Regions from separate parts of the Homo sapiens genome. Here region 1 is linked to region 2. The links are chromatin loops, found by intact Hi-C in ENCODE. Cell type or tissue: ovary. All regions are shown on one strand. Each heading gives the region's core, and the rest is flanking DNA. Links, peaks and the distances in the headings are about the cores only.

What was found. A loop is a pair of places that touch in the nucleus more often than their neighbours do. Peaks named below come from ENCODE experiments on the same cell type or tissue, not always from the same donor. Only the 100,000 strongest peaks of a DNase experiment are listed, where the experiment ranks them.
Region 1: a loop joins it to region 2, with 4 times the contacts of the local background. A loop is called at or near these places in 9 of 110 quality-filtered maps.

Annotation. Positions count from the first base shown.
Region 1 is chr15:22,877,652-22,892,633 of GRCh38, forward strand. CYFIP1 (cytoplasmic FMR1 interacting protein 1) reads right to left here. Exons shown (of 31, transcript NM_014608.6): 24 at 5,217-5,360; 25 at 4,195-4,285; 26 at 2,262-2,392. Among named protein-coding and RNA genes, the nearest start is that of NIPA2, 46 kb to the left of the region's middle. RefSeq lists enhancers at 4,016-5,215, 13,755-14,254, 14,255-14,756. In ovary, for the core only: no CTCF peak of the experiment used is centred there; no DNase peak of the experiment used is centred there.
Region 2 is chr15:22,945,011-22,959,822 of GRCh38, forward strand. CYFIP1 (cytoplasmic FMR1 interacting protein 1) reads right to left here. Exons shown (of 31, transcript NM_014608.6): 2 at 2,159-2,281; 3 at 1,993-2,082. The coding sequence starts at 2,275. Among named protein-coding and RNA genes, the nearest start is that of CYFIP1, 28 kb to the right of the region's middle. RefSeq lists an enhancer at 2,118-2,802. In ovary, for the core only: no CTCF peak of the experiment used is centred there; a DNase peak (open chromatin) is centred at 4,424; H3K4me3 peaks cover 659 bases; H3K27ac peaks cover 2,820 bases.

The DNA.
Region 1 (14,982 bases), core at 3,304-11,303, 64 kb before region 2:
TGGTGGGTTCTCCATCTTGTACCCCTCACACTCACAGTGGTGAGGGGAGCATGGGAGGAGATGCTACTTGGGGTCCCCACCGAGCCTGTGGGTGGCCAGGACAATGAAGGCCTGGGGCTGCTGCAGTCCCTCTTTGAAACCACCAGGAGAGGGTCTGCCTAGGCGTGCAGGCATAGAGGGAGCCGAAGATGCAGGTCTGATGGAGGCTGTCAGCTCCCAGGCGTGTCACGCCTGACCTCGGACTCCCCTGACATGTGAGCCAACACATTCTCTTTCACCGCACAGGCTGGTGTGAGGCGGCTGGTCCAGAGGCTCAGTCCCCAGAGGCCTGGCAGTCTGACAGCAATGCCCTGAGCTGTGTACAGACCACCCTCTCCCTGTTCTTCCCAAACACAACTCTGCCTTTGCAAAGCTACCAGAGACCTAAAGACAAGAGACTGCTTTGGGAAACAACATAGGAAAGGCCTCCCCAGGCAGCTCTGGAGACGAAGTGCCATTCCCATGCACAAGCCAATACGCTTCGCCAGGGTATGTGGTGAACCAATCCCCAAACAGGGCAGAGCAGAGAGCCCTGGGGAGGGAACATGCTGAAGAAGAAGGAGCAAGGCAGGGAACGCGGCAAGTGGGGACTCGAGAGTCATGTTAGAGCAACGATGAGCAAGACAATGTGCTATGATGTCAGAGACAGATGCCTGGACCAGCGAGATGTGGCAGAAAGCCAGGAGACAGGCCGGTGTGCCCATGAAAAGCTGGCAGATGGCAGGGGACACCACTGGTCAGCAACGGGAGGAGGAGCCCTTCAGCCACTAGAGGAGGGACAAATGGGTCTCCACAGAGAGAAAGAAGCTTCCTCTGCCTCTCACATTATACACAAAGACCAACTCCAGAAGGATTACAAACTTCCATGCAGAAGGCAAAGCTTCAAATCTTTAGATGACAATGTAAAGGAATGTCTTCATGACCCCAAGGCAGGGAAAACATCTTCAAAAAGATACTGAAAGTTCCATGTGCAGATGGTAGATTAAAAAAAAAAAAAAGTGCTAATCATTAAAAAAAAAAAGGCTACATCCAAATTAAGAGCATTTTATCAAAAATCACCACTATCAGAGTGAAAAGGTAAGCCACAAATGGGAGAAGAATTTACGATATGTGCAGCACATAAAGAGTCTACACAGAATGAGCTGTAGAAAAATAGGCAAAAGAGGCCGGGCGCAGTGGCTCACGCCTGTAATCCCAGCACTTTGGGAGACCAAGGCGGGTGGATCACAAAGTCAGGAGTTGGAGACCAGCCTGGCTAACACGGTGAAACCCCGTCTCTACTAAAAATACAAAAAATTAGCTGGGCGTGGTGGTGGGCGCCTGTAGTCCCAGCTACTTCTGAGGCGGAGGCAGGAGAATGGCGTGAACCCGGGAGGCGGAGCTTGCAGTGAGCCAACATCACGCCACTGCACTCCAGCCGGGGTGACAGAGCAAGACTCCGTCTCAAAAAAAAAAAAAAAGAAAAAGAAAATAGGCCGAAGAACTCAATGGGGCATTTCACAGGAAAAGAAACAAGAAGACGCAACGAACGAAGAGATGCCCACCTCGTTAGTCACGATGGAAGGCAGGAGAGGGCTACCTGAGATTCCATTTCCCACTGGCTTTCCCAGCCCAGGAGGTTATAAACTGAGCTGCTGTGATGTACAGGACAGAGGGACAGCCAGACAGCACCACAAAAAGGCGGCCAGTCGAAAACACGAGGCGTCCACTGTGCCACGTCCTAAGAGGGGGTGGGCTCCCGGGGGCTCCCCTTTCATGCTGGCCACTCGTGCTGTCCACCATGGGGCACGTGCAGCCATTCAGATTTAAATCAGTGATAATTCAGTAACATTTAGCACTCAGTTCCTCAGTCACACTGAGCCACACTTCAACTGCTCAGCGGCCTCAGGCATACAGAGGGCCCTCCTGCGCAGCAATGCCTTATACCTTACAGGCACACCAAATATGTTCATTTAGATGTTGAAAACATCACATAATATAACAGTTTTATGACGTTAACACAGAAAAACATTCTTGAGACAGTGAACTACAGTACATTTTTGTTTTTCAATTGAAGGGAACAAATTCAAACTAAAGTCTCAACAGCCACAAAAAAAAAAAAATGATGCACAGCTGTTGCCACACCCCCACTAAAGAACCCGCCAAAGAAAGCCCTCCCCTGGCCGGTGGGGTGGGGTGGGGTGGGCTGGGGCGGGGAGGGGCGGCGTTGGGGGGCCACTCACCAGGCTCTGCTCGATGAGCAGGCAGAAGAGGATGGCGTTCCCCACCTCCCGCAGGTTCTGGAAGCACACCGTCTTCAGCTCTGCGTACTCCACGATGTCCTTCAGCTGGTGGTGGAAGAACTCCAGGATACCTACGGTGGCGGGAGTGAGGTGGGGTTGGGGGACTGGAGGGGGCCGGGCCCTAGCAGCCTGGGTCCACAGCCAGGAGCACCTGCCGTTCTGACACCGCCATCAAGCCTGGCTATAAGGACAGCCACAACGTCCCATCCCCAGCATCTTCCCTGCAGCGGTGGTTTATTCGCCACCTGGGCACGTTCTCCACACACCATGTGACCCCGGGCCTTGGCTCTGAAGCCTCTTTTCAACTCAACCTCATATCTTTAGGGAAGGCTATGATGATAGGAAACGTCACCACATGACAAGAACAAAGACTGCACCACATCCCCAGTGGGGGCAGACAAGGTATTTGACAAAATGCAATCTCTCTTCGCAGGCATGGAAGGGGCCGCACCTAATCTGAGAAAGGGCATCTAGGAAGCCTGCAGCTAACTAACAGCACGCCCAACGGGAGGCCGCACACCAGGCCAGCTCCAGAGCAAGGCAGGCGTCTCAACGGCATCCCGGACAGCGGAATAAGGCACAAAAAGACGCAAGGTGCAAATATGGGACAGAAGGCCAACGTTTCCCAGCCAATCTACAGCTTCAACTCCAGCCCAGACAGAAACCGGCAGCTGACCGCACAATGAACGTGGCATCAGGAGGGGCCTAAACTACCCTGGGAAGAGCAAAGCGGGAGGCTCAGCAGACCTTAAACCCTTGTCCCAGCAGGTCTTGCCCGAGTGCCCCTTCCCCAAGGACCAGCGGCCCGACACGGCCCCTCTGCTCCTCCCAGCTCTCAGCACCGCTGCAGGGACTCAGCCCCACTTGGCGGGGGTGGGGGCGGGGACGCTCATGCACCTGTGTCATTCCCAGCAAGCTTTCCCTGTACCACACTGGGAAATGGCTCCCTCCTCAACATCTGAAATTTCCATCTCTAGTCACGACATAAGCATTGGTTTTAATCATCCCAGCATTCCTCCTCTACTTTCTGACAATAAACTGAAAACAGATTCTCTTGAGCCAGGGCCGTGCTGATGGCTACTTCCCCATGGTGGCTGAGGGGGACACCTTATCGTCTCCTCAAACACCAGCAACAGCCCTGGGGAGTTGCCAAAAAGCAAAAAGTCCTGAGCCACGTGTTCAAGAGCTCAGCCACGCTGACTGACTGCCCATCAGGACAGTGCCTCGTCGGTCACCCACGTGCAGGCTCAAGTCGCTTTACAACACAAGGCTAGTGTTCAACTGTCCAGCTTTCAAGAAAACTCGGCCAGGTAAGAGACTAAAAGCAGTTTTGTTACGTGACAAAGGTCCCTGTCATACAATTTTATGAGACAATGCTTTCTGAGATCACTAAAGCTATTTATTTGCATTGCCCCAAACCAACCCACAGCAAGTCACGTGGGCCTGTCCCTAAGAGCACACCTGCCTGAGGGCCCTGCAGCTGGACCTGCAGATGGATGGGACGGCCTGGGGGCAGGGGCAGGCCTTGCACCATCTCGGTGGGCCTGTCTCTGAGCCTCAAGTCCCTATAGGCCCAGCAGGGCAGCAGGACCCAGCAGTCGGCTCTCTCGCCTCATTGGGTGGCAATTCTTTCGTAGGGGTGCCCGAGAGCGTGGTGTTCAGGGGTCTCTTGTCTCAACTCTTGCAGGCTGACCTCTGCTTCCTCGCCTGCAGACAGTGACCCCAACACACCTCTTCCTGGTTGTAAGGTGCATTTGTCTGTCTACTGCCTCTTCCCACATGGCAAATCTAATCCTTCTCAAGAATTTCTGACTTGAATTCCTTTCTGACCTCTCCACAGACAGCACTGTGAGCTCCACACGCCCGCACTCACCAGGAGAGCCGTACTCGTGCCGGGGCAGGCGGCAGATCTTGGGCATCACCTCCATCAGCGTCTTCACGTACTGCAGGATTGTGCCTTGCAGCTGCCGGGGAGATGAGACGGGCTGCGTCAGCCACCCCACTCCGCTCTGCTAACGCCTGTGGCCGGCGCATACCCTGAAACAAGTCTGTTAGCAAAGAGCTCGGTAACCAGCAAGGCTGCAGGATCGTCTGGCTGGGGAATAAAATCCACCCCGGGAGAGAGAGCAACCATCACCAGGTGGCTTCCCATGACTGAATTCATGTTCTGAAACTGGACTCCTCTTTCAAGATGAAAGTGGTCCCGGGGTGCCACAATGAGGGGAGAGCTTTGTCGCCAGGTGTCTCCTATGGGGATGCACCCCAGCATCGTGAGCACTGCCAGCTCCAGGGTCCCCCAGGACGCTGTCTGTGCTCCTGGGTGCGGCCCCAGGCTCAGCTGTGGTGAGGTCAGCAATCCTAACACCCTCCAAGCTGCCACATGTTTTGGGACAGAGTCCCCAGCGGGTCCTGGAAGGACCTGTTTGGGTCACGGGCTGATGGCTGTGCCAAGTGACCAAACTCTTACATGGTCTCAAGTCACAGAAGATTAAAATAATAAAAAGGATGAAAAATTATAAAAAGTAAGTTATGTCTAGAAAACTAAATCCAGGCTGGCCAAGGTGGCTCACGCCTGTAACCCCAGCACTTTGGGAGGCCAAGATGGGCAGATCTCTGGAGCCCAGGAGTTCAAGGACAGCCTGAGCAACATAGCAAGACCCCCTCTCTACACATACAAATAAAAACTCTGCGTATCAGTTAAAATAACCTGGACCCATTCTCTTGAGTTTGAAAAGATGAGGGAAGTATCAAACTATATATGGTCAGAAATGTTTGAAGCCTAATTGAACGAATCCAGCTGTTGGAGAATCACAGTCCAGGCAGAGAAGACCCTCTGGCATGGGTGCCCCAGGGAATCCAGGCTGTGTGAAAGAAGCATGTCCAGGGAACACTCACCAGGCTCTTGACGACCTTCAGCAGCTCCTCCATGACCACGGCGATACCCTGGTAGCCGAGAAGCCGGCAGATGACTTGAAAGTGTGGAGGTCCCACGAAGTTCCGGTAGCTGCCGTAAATGCTGGAGTAGGCCAAGTTCAAAGCCTGGAAAACAGGGCACAGAGCTCTCAGCATGGTCCCCGCACACATGTGCAGATGAAGAACTGTGTGAGAAGATCACTCAACACACACAGGCTCAGGTGAGCGGGTCTGAGTCTACTGACTTGTAAAATCTACTGCCCTTAACTGGTACAGTTACAAAACCTACTTAGCCTGCCACCAAAAAGAAACCTGCTAAAATAGAAAAGAAAAGAAAACCATTTGGTGTTTCAACATTTGTTGAATAGCCGACTCGCTAGAAGCCATTTTGAAGTCTAGAATGAGAAATGAATACGACCCAGAGTTTCCCCCTGCCTCCCAGTCTCCCAGCAGGATGCCCAAGGTCGGACCCTGAAGGGGCCGGGGGAGCTGCCTTCTCAGGATGCACAGGGCACCCCCGGAGCCGGGAGAGAGACCCCTGTGGAGTGGGAAGGCGAGGAAGGTAGTTAGGGTGTGTATTAGTCCGTTTTCACACTGCTATAGAGAAATACCCAAGACTGCATAATTTATTTTAAAAAAAAGCAGGTTTAGGCCAGGCGCGGCGACTCACACCTGTAATCCCAGCCCTTTGGGAGGCCGAGGTGGGCAGATCACAAGGTCAGGAGATGGAGACCATCCTGGCTAACACGGTGAAACCCCGTCTCTACTAAATATACAAAAAATTAGCCGGGCGTGGTGGCAGGTGCCTGTAGTCCCAGCTACTCGGGAGGCTGAGGCAGGAGAATGGCATGAACCTGGGATGTGGAGCTTGCAGTGAGCCGAGATCGCGCCACTGCACTCCAGCCCGGGTGACAGAACGAGACTTCATCTCAAAAAAAAAAAAAAAAAAAAAGGCAGGTTTAACTGACTCACAGTTCCACATGGCTGGGGAGGCCTCAGAAAACTTACAGTTATGCAGAAGGTAAAGGGGAAGCAAGCACCTTCTTCACAAGAAGGCAGGAAAGATAAGAGAGAACAAAAGGCGAAGCCCCTTATAAAACCATCAGATCTCGTGAGAACTCACTCACTATCACAAGAACAGCATGTGGAAAACTGCCCCCATGAACCAGTCAACTCCCACCAGCTCCCACCCTTGACATGTGGGCATAATGGGGATTACAAGTGGAGATGAGATTTGGGTGGGGGACACAGCCAAACCTTATCATTCTGCCCCTGGCCCCTCCCAAATCTCAATCATGCTTTCCCAACAGTGCCCCAAAGTCTTAACTCATTCCAGCATTAATTCAAAAGTCCAAGTCCAAAGTCTCATCTGAGACAAGTCAAGTCCCTTCCACCTATGAGCCTATATAATAAAAAACAAGTTAGTTACTTCCTAGATACAATAGGGGTACAGGCATTGGATAAATGCTCCCATTGCAAATGGGAGAGACTGGCCAAAACAAAGGGGCTCCAGGCCCCATGGAAGCCCAAAGTCCAGTGGGGCAGTCATTAAATCTTAAAGCTTTAAAATAATCTCCTTTGACTCCGTGTCTCTCATCCAGGTCACACTGATGTAAGATGTGGGCTCCCACAGTCTTGGGCAGCTCCACCCTGTGGCTTTGCAGGGTACAGTCCCCCTCCTGGCTGTTTTCACAGGCTGGCATTGAGTGTCTGTGGCTTTTCCAGGTACACAGTACAAGCTGACTGGGGTCTGGAGGAGGGTGGCCCTCTTTTTACAGCTCCACTAGGCAGTATTCCAGTGGGGACTCTGTGTGTGGGGCTCCAACCCCCCATTTCCCTTCCTCACTGCCCTAGCAGAGGTTCTCCATGATGGCTCCACCCCCACAGCAAACCTCTGCATGGACATTCAGGCATTTCCACATGTCCTTTGAAATCTAGGTGGTCCAACACCACGCGGAAGCCACCAAGGCTTGGGGCTTGCACCCTCTGAAGCAACAGCCTGAGCTGTATGTTGGCCCCTTTTAGCGACCAGGAAGCAGGGATGCAGGGCACCAAGTCCTGAAGCTGCACGGGGATGGGGGGTGGGGTGGGGAGGTGGGGGAGGGGGAACCATAGGGGCAGGGCAGGCCCTGGGCCCAGCCAAGAAAACCATTTTTCCCTCCTAGGCCTCTGGGTTTATGATGGGAGGGGCTGCCTCGTACATGTCCTGGAGACATTTTCCCCATTGTCTTGGTGATTGACATTCAAAATTTCTGCAGCCAGCTTGAATTCCTCTCCAGAAAATGGGTTTTTCTTTTCCATCACATCCTCAGGCTGCAAATTTTCCAAACTTTTATACTCTGCTTCCCTTTTAAACAAACTCCAATTTCAGATCTCTCTCAAGTTCAATGTACCACGTATCTCTAGGGCGGGGCAAAATGCTGCTAGTCTCTTGGCTAAAGTGTAGTAAAAGTGACCTTTGCTCCAGTTCCCAACAAGCTCCTCAATTCCATCTGAGACCACCTTAGTTAGCCTGCACTTTATTGTCCATAGCACCATCAGCATTTTGGTCAAAACCATTCAACAGGCAGGGCGTGGTGGCTCACGCCTGTAATCCTAGCACGTTGGGAGGCCGAGGTGGGTGGATCACAAGGTCAGGAGTTTGAGAACAGCCTGGCCAACACGGTGAAACTCTGTCTCTACTAAAAATACAAAAAAATTAACTGGGCATGGTGGTGGGCACCTGTAATCCCAGCTACTTGGGAGGCTGAGGCAGGAGAATTATTTGAACCTGGGAGGCGGAGGTTGCAGTGAGCTGAGATTGCGCCATTGCACTCCAGCCTGGGCAACAGGGTGAGACTCCATTTCAAAAAACAAACAAACAAACAAAAAACATTCAACAAGTCTCTAGAGAGTTCCAAACTTTCCCACATCTTCCCGCCTTCTTTGGAGCCCTCCGAACTGTTCCAACCTCTGCCTGTTACCCAGTTCCAAAGTCACTTCCACATTTTCAGGTATCTTTATAGCAGTACTCCACTCTACCAGTACCAATTTACTGTATTAGTCCATTTTCACCCTGCTAAAAATAAATACCTGAGACTGGATAATTTATAAAGGAAAGAGGTTTAACTGACTCATAGTTCCACATGGCTGGGGAGGCCTCAGAAAACTTCAATCATGGCGGAAGGTGAAGGGGGAGCAGGCACCTTCTTCACAAGGTGGCAGGAATGAGAAGAGAGAGCAAGGGGGAAGAACCCCTTATAAAACCATCAGATCTCGTGAGAACTCACTATCATGAGAACATCGTCACCCCCATGATCCAATCACCTCCCACCAGGTCCCTCCCTTGACTCATGGGGGTTATGAGGATTACAATTTCAGATGAGATTTGGGTGTGGACATAGAGCCAAAACATATCAAGGTGGTTCCTGCAGAAGGACACCCCTCAGCTTGTCTAAGGACACGGGTGCAGATAGCAGGAGACCCCTACTGTGAGTATTCAGTGCTATAAATTTCCCTCTCAGCACTTTAGCTGTATACCAAATAAATCAAATAAATAAATCGAATAATCAAATCAAATAAATCACTTCTTTAGCTGTATATATCAAATCTTGATATATTTACATTTCATTCAATTCAATGTATTTTTAAATTTCTCTTGAGATTTCCTCTTCAACCCAAGGATTATTTAAAAGTGTGCTAATTTCCGAGCATATAGAGATTTTCTGGTTATCTTTTTATTATTGGTTTCTGGTTTGAGTTCATTGTAGTTGGAGAACACTCTCCATAGGATTTCAGTTCTTTAAATTTTGTTGAGGTGAGTTTTATGGCCCAGCGTATGGTCTATCTTGGTGAATGTTTCATGGGAATCTGAAAAACGTATATATTCTGCTGTTGTGGGGTAGAGGAACCTACACACGTCAGTTAGATCCTGTTGGTCGATGGTGGTGTTCAGTTCTTTTCTACTGTTGCTGATTTTGTGTCTACTTGTTCTGTCAATTACTAAAATGAGAGTTGAAGTCCCCAACTGTAACTGTGGGATTGTTCACTTCTCCTTTACTTCTATTAGTCTTTCCTTCAAGTACAGAAGCCTTGTTGTTTGACGCATAAACATCTAGCATTGCTATGTTTTCTTCGTGGTGGTTTGACTTATTATTATGTAATCTCCCTGGCAATATTCTTTGCTCTGAAGTTGATTTTATCTTATATTAATACAGCCACTCCTGCTTTCTTCAGCCTCCGCCTGATCTGTCTGCTTCCATTACTGATCCTGCTTTGTACCCCTTTGCTGGAATAAACTGCAGCTGTAAGACTCTGAGTTATGTGAGTCCTTCTAGTGAATTATCAGATGTGTAGAGGGTCATGAGACCCCCCAAAACAAAGAGCCAAAACTGATTACAGTGACGAGATTAGACAACACTGAAGGACAGAAACCCCACCCAGTGTCTGTCCCAGGCCCAAGCCCTGCGGCCCGCTGCAACCTTGAAGAAACCATCTACACATCTTCGCCCACACCCCCTCCTCCCAGCCTCTCCTCAGAGCAGCACCCTGGGCTTTATGTGCTGGGATTCTGTGTAATATTTTTGGTTGATAACAGGTTCAATGTTTGAAAAGAAGAACACGAAAGTCATCAGTGAAATCTAATGACCTCATGTTACAAGTGAGAGAATTCATTCTCAGACCCGCCCTGACTGGCTCAGGATGACAGCTGTCAGAGGAGGCATCACTCAATGAACACATGGTCCCAGGCCTCTGGCCCCCTGCCCAGTGTCCGGTTTCCCAGTAGACTAAGCTCACCCCAAAGATGACACATCCGAGAGACAACACAGCTAGGGTAACAAACAGCAGATGTGACTTAACTACTCAGGGGAGTGGGAGGAGGCACTACTTCTGGGGAAGGGCACCGTCACAAACACTGTGCTGTAAAAGACTTAAGCTCAGAAGAGGAAGCACTCTGGATGTCCAGTCACACAGCTCAGTTCAAGACAGACTCTGCTGCCCGTGCCTGATACAGTCTCCAGCCTTGTTCGACAAGCAGAGAAGGTGGGTCACAGCACACAGAGCCGGCTCTGGACTCGCCAGTCGTGCAACTTGGGTGCTCTAACTTTCACGACACTCTGAGCCTTCATCTGTGAAATGGGGACAATCTTACTTATGAGATAAAGAATACTAGTTAATGTGCTCAAAAGGGTGTCTTACTGAGAAGCAGGCATGCTGTAAGTGGTGACATGACCAAGAACGAAAAAGATAACATTGCATAAATGGGTCCCTCATCTAAGTTTATTTTATTCCTGCAAGATACCAGCCCTAGTTCACTATTCATAAAAAAAGCACTAATCTGTTTTTTGAGTGGATTCCTGTGTATTCCATAATCACACAGATATACACTGTGACTCATACTGCAGCAGAAGCAAGTGCACGTGGCATATGTGAGTGCTTGTGAGTACAAGGGCTGTCTGCTGTGAGCACATGACTCAGCTCAGACATCATCTCTTTTAGTATCCAGCCTCTTCTTGAGTGGGTGGTGGTCAACATCAGTGTCACTTGTATATGTCTAAATAATCTAATAGAAAATTACTGGTTTAGGACTAGGCACGGTGGCTCACGGCTACATCCCAGCACTTTGGGAGGCCCAGGCAGGAGATCTGATTGAGCTCAGGAGTTCGCGACCAGCCTGTGCAACATGGTGAAATCCCATCTCTACAAAAAACACAAAAATTAGCCAGATGTGGTGGTGCATGCCTGTAGTCCCAGCCACTTGGGAGGCTGAGGCAGGAGGATTGCTTGAGCCTGGGAGGCGGAGGTTTCAGTGAACTGTGATTGCGCCACTGCAATCCAGCAATGGGTGACAAAGCAAAAACCCTGTCTCAAAAAAAAAAAAAATTACTGGTTTATGGCCAGGCACAGTGGCTCACGCCTTTATCCCAGCACTTTGGGAGGCTGAAGCAGGTGGATCATTTGAGGTCAGGAGTTCGAGACCAGCCTGGCTAACATGGTGAAACCCTGTCTCGACTAAAAATACAAAAATTGGCCAGGCGTGGTGGCACACTCCTGTAATCCCAGCTACTCGGGAGGCTGAGGCACACGAATCACTGGAATCACAATAATCACTGGAGGTTGCAGTGAGGCAAGATCACACCACTGTACTCCAGCCTAGGGGACAGACTCTGTCTCAAAAAAAAAAAACACACAAAAAAAACAAAAAACAAAAAGAAAAACCATGTACTAGCTTAGGTTTTAACAAAAACGACACAAACAGTTTCTGAAACGGAGGCAGAAATCTCTTACAGTGAGGTTCAAGTTCAGTTGCAAATAGTTGAATTTAAAAAAAAATCAAATTCACATCATCAAATCTTTCTTTCTCTCCAAAAGAGCATCAGCTTTGCAAATGCCTCCAAGTGCCCATTCCCTGGAGCCATCCCTGAGGTGGTGCCCATGCACACAGGGCAGCAGGGTGCTCTGGCAGTGTAGGGGCTGACTCAAGGCAAATGTGCACCCCGCACCACCACCCTGGAACAGCGCGCTCATGTTGGCATCTTAATGGAAGCAACAGTGCCTCCCTGCACTCCTGGGAGAAAATCCTGGAGAATAAAAACGTGTGTCAAGAGCCTTTAACACCACAAAGGGCACACAGACACACTGGGCAGCAAAGATGTCACCACAGTGCTATCCTGGGATCTCAAAAACCAACCCCACGAGGCCCCTTCCAGGACTCGATCCATCAGAACCGCAGGTGCACGGCCCCACGCAGTCGGGTCGCCTGCCTACCCCCCGCCTGCCTCCCTCGCTTCCACAGCCATCCTCTCCAGATGGGGGTGACAGAGGAGCCTCTCTGCCCAGTGCCCTCTGCGCACAAATGCCTCTCTATCAGGGAGTGACAAAAACCTACTTTATTGTTATGCCTAAAACAGGGATTAAAAATTTCAAAGTCAAGAGAAGCCCAGAGCAAATCTTTTAGTTCACAGAGACCCAAGAAATTATTCTCACTCGCCAAACTTTCTAGTCCTATCTTCTAAAATAACATTTCCTTCAGTTCTAAAGGTAAAACACTACATTTTACTTTCAGAAGCAGAAGCCTCAGAACACTTACTCTAATCCTTTAAAGAAACATCCTTTTGAGTATAACTAATTATTGCATAAAAGTCAGCTTCAACTGGGCACCACCATTGGCTCATGCCTGTAATTCCAACACTTCGGGAGGCCAAGGTGGGCGGATCATTTGAGGTCAGGAGTTCAAAACCAACCTGGCCAACATGGTGAAACCCCATCTCTACTAAAAAAAAAAAAAATACAAAAAATTGTCCGGGCATGGTGGCAGGCGCCTTTAATCCCAGCTATTTGGGAGGCTGAGGCAGGAGAATTGTTTGAACCCAGGAGGTGGAGGTTGCAGTAAGCCGAGATTGTGCCCTGCACTCCATCCTAGGTGATAGAGGAGACTCCATCTCAAAAAAAAAAAAAAAAAGAAAAGTCAACTTCAATCCTTGCTAGAAAGAACATGGGAGTATCACATGGAGCAGAATGGAGGTGAATTCTTAACCACTCACAGGGCTTCGGGAAGTGAGGGGGAGCCCCGTAACAGCTGTGGCGCACCCCTGCCCAGGCGTGCACCCCACCCTGCCCCACAGAGGAGAGGCCCGGTCACTGCATTCTTGGCGCCTGGGTACCTGTCTGGATGCCCTCCTGGGGCACCAACACAGCCACATGAAGCCCAGAATCACACGAACTGTGTGTCCACTCACAGTTCCACAGCCATTAGGAGTTGCTAAGAACAGAGACAGGGTGGAGGGGCACAGCGGAGGCCGCACCTGCCAACAGCCTCGAGAACACGAACAGAGACAGGGTGGAGGGGCACAGCGGAGGCCGCACCTGCCAACAGCCTCGAGAACACGAACAGAGACAGGGTGGAGGGGCACAGCGGAGGCCGCACCTGCCAACAGCCTCGAGAACACGAACAGAGACAGGGTGGAGGGGCACAGCGGAGGCCGCACCTGCCAACAGCCTCGAGAACGCGGAGTGTGGAATGATGGAATGAGCCTGTCCCATGTTCTCCAGGCATTGGCGACCCTGGCCCTCATGTGTCAGCGAGGCTCCCAGCCCTGACATTTTTCTCCCCAAGGCAGGCAATGCCACCTCCCACCCCCACCTTTAACCTTGTCTTTGTGAAAGGCAAGAACCCACTTCCTTCAAACATCTGCACCCTAGAGAGGATCTGAATTGTATTTTTTTCAATTGCCATCATAACATTGCTAAAAAAAATAACCCCTAAAACACTAAAGATGGCCAGGCGCAGTGGCTCACACCTGTAATCCGAGCACTTTGGGAGGCCGATGCGGGCAGATCACCTGAGGTCAGGAGTTGGAGACCAGCCTGGCCAACATGGTGAAACCCCGTCTCTACCAAAAATACAAAAATTAGCCAGGCATGGTGTTGCACACCTGTAATCCCAGCTACTCGGGAGGTTGAGGCAGGAGGATCACTTGAACCCAGGAGGCGGAGGCTGCAGTGAGCCGAGATCATGCCACTGCCCTCCAGCCTGGGCGACAAAGTGAGACTCCATCTCAAAAAAATAAAAAATAAAAAGAACATATTTTCAAGGACATAATGTTTACACAGTCACCCTTGGTCCACGTGGGCCCCGTTTCCCGAAGAGGAATCTCACATCCCCTTCATCACTGCACACAGTTCAGACGACCTGTCTCTCCTGCTCAGAGATGCTCTGAGTGCCGTAAAAAGGCCGCCCCCGGCCCACACTCGCTCTTTTCAGGGGCGGGAGAGACGGGCAGCGTATGCCGAGGCTTGGGCCCTCCAAAAACCAATGCCCTGATTTGGGTGTTTGCCGTTTCCCAGGTGCAAACACTTGCGCTCCTGCCAGGTCCAAGGCACTGCCCTGTAAGGAGAAGGAAGACGCCCAAAGGACTGGAGTGAGAAGATCTCGCTCTGAAGAACAGAGGGTTAGAAAGGAATGAGTGGAAAACATTGTTTCCGCCACTCAGAGCCAGCTGGTGCGTTAGAAAGCGTCCAGGTGCAGGCAGCGTGTGAGCGGCAGGGCCTGGGCCCTCTCCATCCCAGCTCCAGGCATTGGGCAGATGGGGCAGACAATGTCCTGTGATTGTCCCCGCTTCCTACAAGCGAGGACACTTAAATACTGATGAGTGCTGGCAGCCTGCCCCCACCGCAGAGCCCGGGGACACCGCAGCTCGCAGAGGGAAGACGCTTTCGCTCTTCACAGGCGAGCCGGATCCTCTGGCCTCATCCTGGGGGCCTGCTGGCTCTTGCCGCCATCATTGTTCCTTCCCCAGCTCCGCTGAGGCTGGGGATCTGCTTGTATTTGCTCTGCTCTATTTTTGTGGGGTATCTGCTCATTTCATCTCTCTTCGTTGCTACAATGTTTATATTTTCCTTACTAAATCACACGGGTGCTTGAAACGTGAAGAAACTAGCCCTTAATAATACTCAGACTTGTGACAAGCCAAGCCACCCCCAGCGTGGACATCATCCTATCTCACACATGGTAGACCCGGGTGCTCCGGGTTTCCACCCTCCAGGCACAGGCGGACATCCTTGTTTCTGGATGTCAGACCTTCCCTGGGCTCACCTTTCCAGCTCCGCTCCTCCGGTCAGGCCTTACAGCCACCCTGGGCCTCCTTATCTCAGGAATGCACCTGAGCCTCTTCCACTTGTCTTCTCAGCTTGATGTTTTTAAACCTGTAATCTTCCAACAATCTCACTTGTGTTTGTGCTGGGAAAGAGACCAGGCCCAGCCTGACAC
Region 2 (14,812 bases), core at 1-8,000:
AATCCAGACAAAGCGCCACAAACTATCCTAAGCACTGTGGCCTGTGTGCCAAGAGACGGCTGCCAGAAGCTAGTGACACTGAGGTGCGGCGCTGGGGGCCACAATGACCACCCAAAACACCCCATGGCTTCTGCAGGCGAGAGGGGTGTCAGTGACACGCAGGCATCTCTGAGGGGTGCCACAGGCGTTACACCTTGGCTCCACCCAGCCCTCAACAACCTGCTGGCCATGAGACCTGCAGTTAGGAACACAGAGGAAGGGCTCAGGGCAGACGCCCTGCCCGGTGTGAGCACACACAGGATCCCCATGGCCTCCTCACTGGCTCACAGGGCCTCCCGGTCCCAGAGAGGACTAGAGGCAGGGCTGCCAGCCCCGGGTGTGCAGGAGGAAAAGTTAGGAGCACGCCCACAGCACTTAAAATCTAGGTAGAGAGTCCATGGGAAGAGGACTGTCATCACTGCTGTAAAACTGCTTTTGCTTTCCACTCTTTAACATCGTTTCCTTTGGAAAAAATCAAATAGATGCTCTTAAATCTAGCCTTTATTTAGTGAGACGTTCATCACAGTATTTTTTTTTTTTTTTGAGACGAGTCTTGCTCTGTCCCCCAGGCTGGAGTGCAGTGGCACGATCTCAGCTCACTGCAACCTCTGCCTCCCGGGTTCAAGCAATTCTCTTGCCTCAGCCTCCTGAGTAGCTGGGATTACAGGTGTGCGCACCACCATGCCTGGTTAATTTTTGTATTTTTTTTTTTTTGTAGAGACAGGGTTTCACCATGTTGGCCAGGCTGGTCTCGAACTCCTGACCCTAGGTGATCCGCCCACTTTGGCCTCCCAAAATGCTGGGATTACAGGCGTGGGCCACTGCGCCCAGCCTACAGCATTTTTTTATTACACGACATAAAAGAGGAAGTCAATGCGCAAAAATAGTTGAATTGTGGACATTTACAAAATGGTTTACGTAGCCATTAAGGATTGCTTTCTCTAGCACATTTTCATGGCATGAAAATATTCTTGTCCAGGTGCAGTGGCTCAGGCTGTAATCCCAGTACTTTGGGAGGCTGGGCAGGCGGATTCCTTGAGTCCAGGAATTCAAGACCAACCTGGGCAACATGGTGAGACCTCGCCTCTACAAAAAACACAAAAAAGTAGATGGGCATGGTGGTGTGTGCCTGTAGTCCCAGCTACTCAGGAGGCAGAGGTGGGAGGATTGCTTGAACCCGGGAGGTTGAGGCTGCAGTGAGCCCTAATCACACCACTGCACTCTAGCCTGGGCAACCTGAGTGAGACCATCTCAAAAAAAAAAAAGAAAGAAAGAAAACCTGTTGATGAGACCATTAAAATGCAGAACTAGCTAGGTGTGGTGGCTCATGCCTGTAATCCCAGCACTTTGGGAGGCTAAGGTGGGCAGATCACTTGAGGTCAGGAATTCGAGACCAGCCCGACCAACATGGTGAAACCCTGTCTCTACTAAAAATGCACAAATTAGCTGGGCGTAGTGGTGGGCGCCAGTAGTCCCAGCTACTCGGGAGGCTGAGGCACAAGAACTGCTTGAACCTGGGAGGCGGAGGTTGCAGTGAACCAAGATCGCGCCACTGTACTCCAGCCTGGGTGGCAGAGCAAGACTCTGTCTCAAAAAAAAAGCAGAACTATAATAACAATGCAATTCATTTATAAATCTAAATCTCATATGGGCACATACCTGGTGTGTGTGGGTGCAGATCTGGAGAGGGAATGAGCATTAACAGGGCAGGTGCACCCTTGAAACGCTGACAAAGGTTTTCTCTGGGCCAGAGACATTGAATTTTCAGAACCAGCATGTATTGTTTTTACACTAAGAAAAGCAAAGACTGTCTTAAAAATATAAGGCATTTCATTCATTTTCTTCTCTTTTTCCTCACTGCATAGTCTATTGGGATAATACCAAAAAGTATACATCTGTCCTTCAAACACGCCCTTCTCTGCAGAGAGAAACAAAGACACACCGCAACATTACCATGCTAGAGTGGACGGTGGCTTGTTCAATGTATCTTGCGATGCCAGTAACAAATGCATTTCTGTCTTCAAAGTTAGTGTTGAAATTTGGCTGAAGGAAAGGAAGAGAAAAACATCATGTGGGGTCGGAGCACAGGCTGTACGCCCTGCAGCTGCTGGGCACCCACCTGGTAGAGCAGCGAGGATGGCGGGGGCTCGATGCAGGGCTGCTGGTCGGGCAGGGGCAGCTCCTCCAGGAGGTCCACGTTGGACAGCGCGTCCTCCAGAGTCACCTGGGCCGCCATCCTGGGCTGGAACAACACATAAGGACCCCTGTTCTGTGAGGAGAAGGAGGGGACACCCAACAAGCTTCGAGGTTGGGTACCCAGGCCTCTAACCCCTTCCCGCTCTCCCGAGGGCACCGGACATGGCTGACAGGGGCATGATCAGTCCTTGGGAGTTGCGTGTCTCTCTCAGGGCACGTGGGCCAGCAGGCTGGGAGGCCCTGTGCAGCTTATCCTTCCACACTCGCTGAGAACAGGCTCTCCTGGCCTCCAGGAGGGTCACAGTATGGGGCACATGGTTCCTGCCATCCTTCCCACCATGGGGGCCGCCGTCCTGAGTTGCTGGTGCTGAGGACTCTCTCGAGGGTCTGACGACCCCCTCAAAGTGCTGGAGGGGCAGCACCTCTCCAATGCCACATCTGCCCAGCAGAGCCTCCCTAAATGCAGCCACCTCCCAGGTGGTGCCTCCAAACACACTAGGGCCTGACATGGAAAAGACGAGCGCCCTGCCGCCCAACACCAGCTGTCTAGCTGCACAGACAGGCTGAGATTGCAAGGAGTATGGGGCTGCCGCAGGGGACAGAAAGTGCCACACCGCAGCTGGAGCAGAGGTGCAGAAATGAAGGCAGACATCGTCTAAACACACCTTCAGAGCCAGCTCCAGGGAGAGGGGGCAATCTGCCTTCTGCTGAATCTGCTCCAGTCTCAAGGGTACTCAGGAGGAGCTCTGCCCTGGGATGGGACCAGGGGCAGCTGAGCCACATTCTATGAAGGAAAGAGCAGCAGGTGGCCTGGAGGAGACACTGAACAGAAGGAGCCCCAAATCCCTCCTCCAGCACTGGCGCAGGCATGGAGGTGCACAGTGGAACGGGTAGTCAGTCCCACTGCACTGGCTGAGGGTGGAGAAGGGAAGCTCTCCAGGGACCCAGGAAGCCCCAGTGGCAGTGTGGAGAGGAAGCAGCTCAGAAGAGCCAGCCGACAAAATTGCTCATGAGCTTCAAGCCCATCCTCAAGCTGCAGGGGTGTGGATCTGATCCTCTTCACACCCCAAACCCTGAGACCACAGCCAGACAGCCACCAGCGGCACACAGGGGGCAGGTCCAAGTGGCAGTGCAGGAGGCTGTGAAGCCAGAATTGACATGGAGCTGCCACCCACTGAAGGCAAGTCAGAACCACAGCCCAAGTCTCCTCAGGGTGTTTGCTTTCTAAAATAAAAATATCAACATCCTCCTAGGATTTTAACAAGACCCAGATCTCATATCATAACATCCAACCATCCACTTACAGCCCAGATTACTCAGCACACAAAGAACGAGGAACGTATGGGCTCCTACAGGAAAAGAGAATCAACAGATGCCAAAATAACACAGGTGCTGCAATTATCCACCCGACTTTAAAGCAACTACTGTGCTATGAAATGCTCTAACGATTGTAACACTCCCAAACTGAATGAAAAAATGGAAATCAGCAAAAGGCAAACAAAACAAGATATAAAGAAGAACCAAATGGAAATTTCAAAACTAAAAGACACACTACTGAAATGTAAAAAAAAAAAAAAACCTCAGGAAAGATTCAGTGAACTTGAAGATAGAGCAATGTTAAGTTTTCTAATCTGAATACCAGAGAGAAAAAAAGATTGAAAAAATTTTGGGGATCTTCAGGACAAGAGAGAAGGTCTAACATCTGTGCCATGAGAGTGCAAAAGGAAAAGGGGAAACCAAGCAGTGATGAAAAACAGCTGAAAAAAATGACAGAAAACACCCTAAATTTGGAGAAAGTCTTTTGTCTACAGATTCAAGAAGCTCTATGGATCCCAAACAAGACAAACAAGAAATCCACACCCAGACACATCACGGTCAAACTGCTGAACACTAAAGATAAAGGAAAACAGATCTTGAAAACAGCAGGAGAAATGACGCTCAGCAGAGCACAGAGCAACAGTGGGAGGGCCGCGGATTCCCCCCGGGGACCAGGCAGGCCGGAGGGCGGGCACAATGTGCCTAAGCCTAAAGCGGGGACCAGGCGGGCCGGAAGGCGGGCACAATGCGCCTAAGCCTAAAGCGGGGAGGTGCCAACTTGGGATCCTCCCTCAAGATGGGAACGTGTCTTCCAGGAAGGAAGGTGAAGCCAGGACGTGGGCAGAGGAGGAAAACAAAGAGCATGCTGGCCAGCGGTACAGGCTGACAGGAAGGGAGGTGGAAGGAGGCATGGGCTACGAACCACAAAGCAGAGGCAGTAGGCAGGCTAAGCGGCGAGGGCGCAGGACACACAACGACCCCACAGCTCTTCCAAAGTGCTTGGCGGTTAAAAGCAAAAATCAAAGTACTGTCTAATGGGCCTTTCAGTGTACATAAATGTAAATTACACAAATACATAACAAGTAAATTATAAAATATTTCTAGGTATATAATTGTATAAATCATATAAACAAGACAACTGTAATCTAAAAGGGGGAGGGGAAACCTGGATGGGGTAAGATTTCTATGTCCCACTAGAAGTAGTAAAAAGCAGACTTTTCAGATCCTCAGCAGAATATGAAATGTTAATAAGCATGGACTTCGAAATCCTTAGAGCAACCACCGAAGAAAGCTGTACAGCCAGGCGCTGCAGTCCCAGCTACTTGGGAGGCTGAGAAGGGAGGATCACTTGAGTCCAGGAGTTCAAGGCCTGTCTGGGCAACACAGTGAAATCCTGCCTCTTTTAAAAAAAGAAAAATTAACATACTTTTTAAAAAAGCTATCCAAAGCAAAATAGATAACATATAATTTAGAATAAATTAAAACAGAATACTATGTTTTTAAAAACCTAAAAGGAAATAGAGCAATGATAAAGATAGTGATCTAACAGAAGTCAGATAATAAAATGGTAGACCTGAATCGAAACACATTGATAATTACACTATCATAATAATCTAAAAACACCAATTAGAAGAGGTTGTCAGAACAGATAAATAAAATCCTAACCCAACCATATGCCATCTACAAGAAACTTACTTCAAATATACTGATACAGGTAGGTAAGTCGAAAGCAAAAGGGGAAAAAGGTGAACCAGGCAAGCGCTGGCCAAAAGGAAGCTGGGGTGGCTTTGTCAGCACCAGACCCAGCCAGCCTCCGAGCAAGGAACTCATCAGAGAGAGAGAAGGAAGGGGTCAGCTCCCCAAGGAGCCAGAACAACCCTCAATGTGAATGCACCCGGCCAAAAAGCTTCCTTCACGTTACACTAGGCAAAAGCTGACAGAGCTGGAAGAAGAAATGCCATAGCCACCCCCGAATCTCAGTTTCACTTTCCACGATTTCAATGACCAGAGGTCAACTGCACTCCAAAAATATTAAACGGAAAACTCCATTCACAAACACTCCGTAAGTTTTAAACTGTGCGCTGTTCTGAGTAGGATGATAAACTCTCAGACCGTCCTGCTCCTCCCACCCAGGACACAAACCATCCCCTTGTCCAGCGTGTCCAAGCTGTATGTGCGACCCGCCTGTGAGCCACACAGTAGCCGGCTGGGTCGCCAGCATGGGACTGCAGCGGTATGGCCAGGCTGGTCAAGGTCAGCAGCGGCCTAAGGCTGCATTGCAATGCCTGCGCCGCCCATCTCACCGCCATCTCACGGCGGGCACCAAAGGGCAAGAGAGAGAGAGAGAGACCACGTTCACATAACTTTTATGACAGTATATTGTTACAACTGTTCTATTATTATTGTAATCTCTTACCGTGCCTAATTTACCAATTAAAGTTCGTCACTGGTATGCAAGTACGGAAAAACATAGACTACGCAGGGTTCAGTACAGTCTCCAGGCTCAGGCATCCACGCGGGGTGTTGGGCCGGTTCCACAGATACATGGAAACAATTGCAGGCCAATCCCCAATGGCGGCTGGAGACGCCACCCATTTTCTCAGGAACTGACTGGAAATGAGGGAGAACAGAGGCACCGGCCGCACCGCCAGCCACCTGGACCTCCCCGACACGTAAGGGAACGCCCCCGACCGCAGCCGGTCACTGCTGCATGTTCCTCACTAGAAATCTACATGTAGCAGAAACTCTCGTCCACTTCCCTCCACATCACAGCTTCCTGTTCCACACACCTCAGAAAGGAGCAGTGCAGGGCAGCCCCGGCCGGGTGGGTGCAGGGTCCAGCCCCAGCGCTGCCTGCAGAGCCAGCATGGGGGGCCTGCCCTTGGTGTCCACGCAGGCACCTCAGGGTGATGCCGCTCGGAGGGGCCAGGCTGCCTGAGGACGTGCTTCGGCCCCATAGGGGCTGCCCGTGTCCTGCGACTCCAGCCCAGAGTCCCGCAGTCTGCCCTTTCTGCGGCCTGAACCCAGATAGTGCCAGGAGAGGCCTGGGGGCGTGTCCAGTCATGCCCGGGCCCCACGCGGGTCAACAAGAAGACAGGTCGGACCGAGCACCCTGGGAAGCCACAGATCCCACATGGCAACAGCCCCTGACCCCGCGCAGCACCCACAGGGACTCGCCTTCCTCCCCGGCCTCTGCCCAGGAGAGGCCAAGATGACCCCATGGTGGAGGAAGGTGGGGAGGGGCGCCACAGACAGGCTCGGGGGAGAACTGCTCGTGCGTCAGCTGTGATCCACAGCAGGGACCACTGATGTCGAACCCACGGAAAAACGCCAGATGCGCAGCTTGTTGAACCCACGGAAAAACACCAGATAACGCAGCTTGTTGAACCCATGGAAAAACGCCAGATGCGCAGCTTGTTCCAAGCCAGTGCTTGCAGACTTCTTTCTTTGTATAAAAATAACAGTATTTATGTGGTCAGTGGAATGTTAGCCTTAAAAGAAAGGAAATTCTGACAAGTTACAACATGGTTGAACCTTAACGACCTTAGGCTAAGTGAAATACGCCAGTCACAAAAGAAAAAACGCCGCATGATTCCACTCATATAAATTACCTAAAGTGGTCAAACTCAGAGACAGAAAGGAGAACAGTGGTGACAGGGGCTGCGTGCTGGGCTGGGGAGTTGGTGTTTAGTGGATACAGAGTTTCGGCTTGGAAAGATGAAACGCTCTAGCTGGACAGTGGTGGTGGTTGCAGAATAAGGTGAAATGTACTTAACGCCACTGAGCTGTACACTTAAAATGGTGAAGATGGGGGAGGACGCGGTGGCTCCAGCCTATAATCCTGGCACTTCAGGAGGCCGAGGCGGGCGAATCACGAGGTCAGGAGTTCGAGACCAGCCTGGACAATATGGTGAAACGCCATCTCTACTAAAAATACAAAAAATTAGCTGGGCATAGTGACAGGTGCCTGTAATCCCAGCTACTCAGGAGGCTGAGGCAGGAGAATCACTTGAACCCAGGAGGCGGAGGTTGCAGTGAGCTGAGATCGCACCACTGCACTCCAACCCCAGCGACAGAGTGAGGTGAGACTCCATCTCAAAAAAAAAAAAAAAAGGTAAACATGGGGGTAAAGTTTATGTTATGCATGCATATTTTACTACAATCAAAAATAGCAATGTTTGATGCTGATTAATCAGAAAACATGGAAAAGGAAAAAGAAAACCTATCATCAATCATCCCACTGTCCCTTACAAAAACAAGATACTGTCATACAAACTGCTTTGTAAGCTCTTTCTTTCTCCCAGCTTCCACAAAATTTCTCAAGTCATCAGAGCACCGTGCGGAGTGCTGGCCAGGGCCCTGCTGTGGCAAACTGCTGTTCTCTCCTATTCTTCACATTTTCATATTTCAGGTTTTTCATGATCATAGGCAGCCCTCCCACATCCGCCTTGGTGTGTGATGCCAAGCAGCTGTCACCGCACGCACACGGCCTGGGCCCGGCCCGCTTCCAAGGGCTCTCCGTCCGTGCATCTTCCATAGATGCGAATCTGCACAGCTTCTGCCTCACCCTGTTAGGCGGACTTGGAGTAATCAGCTCTAAATCCAAGTCTCCAAGGTCTCAGCCCTGGCAGCGTGGGTGCAGGGTCTGGCCTGGGTGCCACCTACAGAGCCAGCGTGGGGGCCCTGGCGGTGTCCACTCCACACAGGCACATCAGAGCTCATGTCTCATCCCATCTTGTTCTCTGACTCCTCACAGTTCCACCTCCCAAAGCTCTTTCAAGTGCATTTACTTTGCTCCGTCTCTAACTGCCACCAGCGGACCCTGCACCCCACTGCTAGAGAACAAAGGCAATGCGTGACTCCAGCCGCCTGCACCCTGGGATTTTTTCCGGCCCTCCTTTTGTCCTCCCATGAATGCCACGTCCCACAGGGATTTTCCCCCAGCACCAGCATCCAGCACAGCCTCTAGTCTCCTTCTGTGTCTAAGAAGCCCCCATTCCCAGGCAGCAGCACCAGGTCTGGCCTGGTCACTGCAAAGCCAGTGTCCACTGCCCTTGGAATGGAGCCTCAGTTGTATCTGACCAGCCTTTATAAGTGGCTGCCACAGTGCAAATATCCAACAGCATAATTAAAGTCACGTATTTGGAACGGCATACAAACTGTTCTGCCGGTGCTACTAGCCAGCACTTTAGAGTTTAACAATAGGATCAGGGCCTGGTGCAGTGGCTCACGCCTGTAATCCCAGCACTTTGGGAGGCCGAGGCGGGTGGATCACGAAGTCAGGAGATCGAGACCATCCTGGCTAATACAGTGAAACTCCGTCTCTATTAAAAATACAAAAAAATTAGCCAGGCGTGGTGGCGGGCGCCTGTAGTCCCAGCTACTCGGGAGGCTGAGGCAGGAAAATGGCGTGAACCCGGGAGGCGGAGCTTGCAGTGAGCCAAGATCGCGCCACTGCACTCCAGCCTGGGTGACAGAGCGAAGACTGTCTCAAAAAAACAAAAACAAAAACAAAAACAATAGGATCGCATTTCTGTCTCTGCTCCTTCAGCTCGTGTGGACAGGTACATTGATGTCCACTGCTTGGGGCCTGATCAGAGCAGGGCAATGCGTGACCAGGCACAGAGGGAAGACCACGAGAGGACACAGAGAGAAGGTGGCCATTCACAAGAGAGGCCAACCCTGCTGGCCCCCTGATCTCAGACTCCCAGCTCCAGAACTGAGAGAAAGAAATTCCTGCCTGATCTGTGGTGTTTTGTTAATGGTAGCCCTGGCAAATGAACACAGAGCCAAGAACAGGTAGGACGGAGTCACCCAGGTGGGACGCAGATTCCCTGCGCTGTCTGCCAGGTAAGAACCCACACGAGCTGGTATTTTGCTGATCATGAAAATAATACGTGCTCCATGCAGAAAGAGCACACTGCTGGGAACAAAACAAGCCAGCCAGACCTGCATGAGCTCGGTCACAAGGCGCTACCATGCCACAGTTCCAGCTGCCTGTGCCCCCGGCCTCCCCAGGCGGCGAACCGACCCAAAAATAACATGCCCACCCTCGGTTTATGTCATTGAACAACATAAAGAGATGTTTTTTCCTTCCCTGACTGATTTTCTATCAGCAGCAGTTCTCAACCCTCATGTTTGATTCCAAATCCTATAGCTTGTCAAGATATAAAAATGAATTTAAATATGGTAGGGGAACTGCTGTTTTAATAAGCCATCAGTTCGTTTATTTTGTAAATTTAAGAGTTTTTAAAAATAAAGATTTCAAAGGAGGACATCATCATACTTGGCTGCTCTTCCAGTGATGTCCTCAGAGTCCCGGGTCAATCTCTGAGTGTCTCATGGGTCGGGATGCACCTCTGCTCTAGGCAGCTGCAGGGCAGTTTACAGAGTGAGCAACATCCACCGGGCGGTGGCAGACTGGCTCCGTGTCTGAGCTCACATCATGCTGCACACCTCACTCACCTGCTGGATCGTGGAACCCCAGATGGGCTTCAAGGGACCCACGGTGGGCAGGAGGCAAAGGTTCCCAGTGCCACCCACTTGAAGGGCAGTGCCTACAGGGCATGCTGGGGGCTCCATGGGTCCACCTCCTTTCTTCCACATGTCACTGGCTGCCCCTCAGCCTCAGATCCACACAGATGCAGTCTCAAGAAGTGGTCCTCACAGCTGCCTTAAGGTGGAGGCCACCCTGACACATTGGCAAATGAGTGGAGGGAGGCTGGATGGGGTCGCCAGCTGCCCCAGGGCCCACAGCCACAGAGCAAGGTTGAGAACCGCCCTGACCCAGTGCCGGGTGCCCACCCAGGGGGTCAAGGCCAGAGGCACAGAGGTACAGATGGCCACTTTCCAAGTGCGAGTGAGGTGCTGGAGACCGATTTAGGCCTGAGGGGCAGGACAGAGGCAGCATGGAGCTGGAGCCACAGACAGAGTTGCCCCGGCGTGGGCAGGCAGCAGGGGCTGGGGAGGCAGGGGAGCAGGGTCAAGGACCCTGCTGGCCCCAGCAGAGCCCTGAAGATGCTGGAGAAAGTTGGAGACAGCAGGCCAAGGGGCAAAGGCAAAGGAGGCATGCACCAGTGCTTCCACCAACTAGAAAACGGGCAGATCCGCCCAGGCTCCTGGTCTTTAACCCATCTAGATGTGGCCAGCCCTCGCCACACTCCCCCTGCAAGCTCACGGGCTCAGGGCATCAGCCAGTGCCTCCCCATGCTGCCCTTGGGGAACCCAGTTCCCAGAGAGACCCTGGACCTCACTTCTCCACACAGCAGACATCCCAGGAGATGGGAGGGTGATTTTTGTAAAACCTCACAATCATCACATGCTTCAAAACAAAGAACAGTGAATCAACAGAATTTTTTTTAAATGTGATTTGGGGCTGGGCACAGTGGCTCACTTCTCTAATCCCAGCACTTTGGGAGACCGAGGCTTGAGGTCAGGAGTTTGAGACCAGCCTGGCTAACATGGCGAAATACTTCCTCTACTAAAAATACAAAAATCAGCTGGGCATGGTGGTAGGTGCCTGTAATCCCAGCTACTTGGGAAACTGAGGCATGAGAATCACTTGAACCCAGGAGGCGGAGGTTGTAGTGAGCTGAGATCGCGCCACTGCACTCCAGCCTGGGCGACAGAGTGAGACTCTGTCTCAAAAAAAATAAATAAATATGATTTGGTCCTTTTCCCTGTGTCTGAGCAGCATGAGGGCAGGTGGCTGGGAAGAAAGAGATGTCTCTCGTGCTCAGCAGGCAGCTCAGTCAGTAGGTCATAACCCTGAGTCCTGGCATAACTCAACAGTCTTGAAAATGAAAAAAGACACTACTAGGCTGCAAAAACAAATGGAAATTAAAGCAGCCAAGACTAACTTTAACCTGGAAGCAGAGGTGGTGCCAAGAGATTAAAAGGGAAAAGGAAAAAAAAAGTTTGTATGTGTGAGTGTGTATGTGTGTGAGTGTGTGTGTCTTCAATAAGCCAGCATCCCTGGGAGAACACAGGCCCCGTGGGAAACCGGCCTTGGACACCAGACAAAACAAAGGAGTCAAACAAGTCAGGGGCTCTGGAGACGGGGCATCTCAGGGGAGGCTCGGGGCAGGTGGCCAGGAAGGGTGGGGGCTGGTAAAGGGGGAACGGGTGGCCACACCATCCAGATGGCCCCACGGCCCCACTGCCGCCCCGAGACAGCAGTGTGCATGCGGCCACTCTGGCCGGGCCCAGGCTCCCAAGATGCCAGCGAGCACACAGCAGAATGGTGGCTGCACACACAGGGACAACGTGCACTGCCCGCTCCAGCCAGCCCCTGGCCACGGAGGGACCTTGTATTTTACCACATTAGAGGATAAACTTTTGAGATGTATTTACTTCTCTTTCCACCCTAGGTCAAGAGGGAGCTTTTCACAGGGACCGAACAGTCATCTCTTTAGGTGTTAAAATAGAAACTGCCAAGACAGCTCAACACCAAGGTTGCAAAATGTGGAGAAGCCACAATCCAGAAAATGCAGAAGCGAAGGCGTCGGTGCCACGCAGGCGGCAGTGCTGTGGCAGGCGGCACGCCGACGCTAACTCCCGCCACTGCAGCCCGCACTGAGACAGGTGGAGAGATGCTTTGCTAGAAAGAGGGTCTTCCCAGCATTTCTAAACCAGTCATTTAAAAATTTTACAACTTGTGGCCGGGCACGGTGGCTCACGCCTGTAATCCCAGCACTCTGGGAGGCCGAGGCAGGCGGATCACGAGGTCAGGAGATCTAGACAATCCTGGCTAACACGGTGAAACCTCATCTCTACTAAAAATACAAAAAATTGGCCGGGCGCAGTGGCTCACACCTGTAATCCCAGCACTTTGGGAGGCCGAGGCAGGTGGATCACGAGGTCAGGAGATCAAGACCATCCTAGCTAACACGGTGAAACCCCACCTCTACTAAAAATACAAAAAATTAGCCAGGCATGGTGGCGGGCGCCTGTAGTGCCAGCTACTAGGGAGGCTGAGGCAGGAGAATGGCGTGAACCCAGGAGGCGGAGCTTGCAGTGAGCCGAGATCGTGTCACTGCACTCCAGCCTGGGCGACAGAGCAAGACTCCATCTCAAAAAACAAAAAATGTTACAACTTGTAAGCATTCCACTTGTCCAGCTAAACAGCATAATCAAACAAAGACAAACTATGAAATGTTTCTGCAAACGTGCACAAGGCATGAGCTGATTTTCTTCCTCTTCTATATGCAAAATGATGGCACTTCCCAGAAAAGTAGAAACTTCCAATATTTTTGTGCAAGCTGTTCATGTAAAATAGGCATAAAATAAATCATCTGAAGAAGAAAAGCATACTTTGCTGTCCCTTTCTCTCCCAGGTGTAGAAAGAATGTGCTCTTCTGTATTTGGAAGCAGGGGACCGCGCCAGCATGGCTGCAGCTGGTTTTCCCCAGGTTAAACGGCCTGACCGCACGGCTGCAGCACAGAAACAGGCTGTCATGACCAGCAAGGCAAACAGTGCATAGTTAAAAACCAATATAACATCTTCTAGACTAGCTTTATTACTGAAGTAATTTGCTTTTTTTTTTTTTTTGAAATGGAGTCTCGTTCTTGTCACCCGGGCTGGCGCAATCTCGGCTCACTGCAACCTCTGCCTCCCAGGTTCAAGCAATTTTCCTGCCTCAGCCTCTCAAGTAGCTGGGATTACAGGCACCCGCCACCACACCTGGCTAATTTTTGTATTTCTAATAGAGACGGGGTTTCACCATGTTGGTCAGGCTGGTTTTGAACTCCTGACCTCAGGTGATCTGCCTGCCTCGGCCTCTCCAAGTGCTGGGATTACAGGTGTGAGGTAATCTGCTTTCTTTAATGCACAAAAACTTCAAATTCCATCCTCAAAAGCGGCCACTCAAAACCAGCTCAAAAGAACAGCCTCATCAACAGAGAAACAGAAATCAAGTTTGAAAATCACAATGAGGTGCTGACATCTAAAACAGTGTGCCAAGGAACCCTGAAAGAGAGCACGTCTCCACGCCACATGGCCTCCGCCCCCCACCTTGGGGCTGCAGCCCCTTCGGCCAGGGTCAGGCTGCCTCTGGGAGGGGTCTCCCAAGACCAAGTGGTCTCACAACCTCCTAACATCGCCCTCCCCCAGGCTTCCCTCTGATCCCCCAGGCACCGCCAAACCTGCACTCACCTCTGCTTCTCTTCCTGTCACTCTCCTGCTCACGCTTTCACTGGCTCTCTCTGCCTACAGCTGTGGTTTTCAAACCATGCGCCATGAAACCCCAGAGTGCCCCAGGAGGGCAAGGGAGAGCAGTTCTGTCTTTATCTGTCAAATTTGTATGAAAAAAACTATTCGGATGCTAAAATAATTAATAAAAGGCAGAGATGGGGCCCAGTATTCCACAGAATAAAGTCTCAATCGCTCATAGAACACCCAAGGGCCTCCCTCCATCTCCCACACCCCTGGGCCATGGAGGACCCGCTGTGCCATCCACCAGTCCCACTGCCCCAGGTGGGGCCCTCAGGACAATGAGAACATGCACCTCAGCCCAGGGCTGGGCTACCAGGCACACAGATGAGCTCGGGGAAGCTCCATCAGCCCACCTGGCAGATGCCTGGGTTGGGTAGGGATCAGGCTGGTGGGAGGGGCTGTTTCTTTCCCACCTGTGTGCACCTGGGCAACACACAGACAGCATAAACAATTAAGGAGTGCTCCTCGACGACGGCCATTCCTTCATCTTTCACCCGAATCCAGTGCATGTTTAAAAGGCACAAAGGGAAGAAGACAGCGTTTCCCGCTCCACCTACTCTTTCTGTTAGGGCAGACCCACCATGGCGGTCTCCGGGAGGACAGTCACACCACAGAGGGGGCGCTCCCACGCTCAGGAGAAGAGTGGGGGTCCCCATTCACAGATGCCGACACTGAGCCCAGAGGGACAGGGAGCTGCCGCAGCCCCGTGGCTTGCCTCACGTGCCTCAGTGGCGTGGCCCGCATGGCCGGGCAGTCCCGCCTGCTCAGGAGGCCATGGGCTCGGCTGGGCACCAAGCATGACCTCGGGCGCTTGACAAAGCAATTCCACCGCTGGCCATTCTGGCTGGGGGCTCTCAGCCTGCTCTGATTCCTGCGGCTTGAAGGAAAGGGAACTGGCTGCCACCCACCTTGTCCCCCACCTTATCACTGTGCCCAACAGACCGTGTATCTGCTGGGTCCTGCGGCGCCCGGCTGAGGAACAGGCGCCACGGGCGATCGAGCCCCGTGCTCCCCCTCCCCACCAGCCTCTCAGGTTCTCCTCTCAGG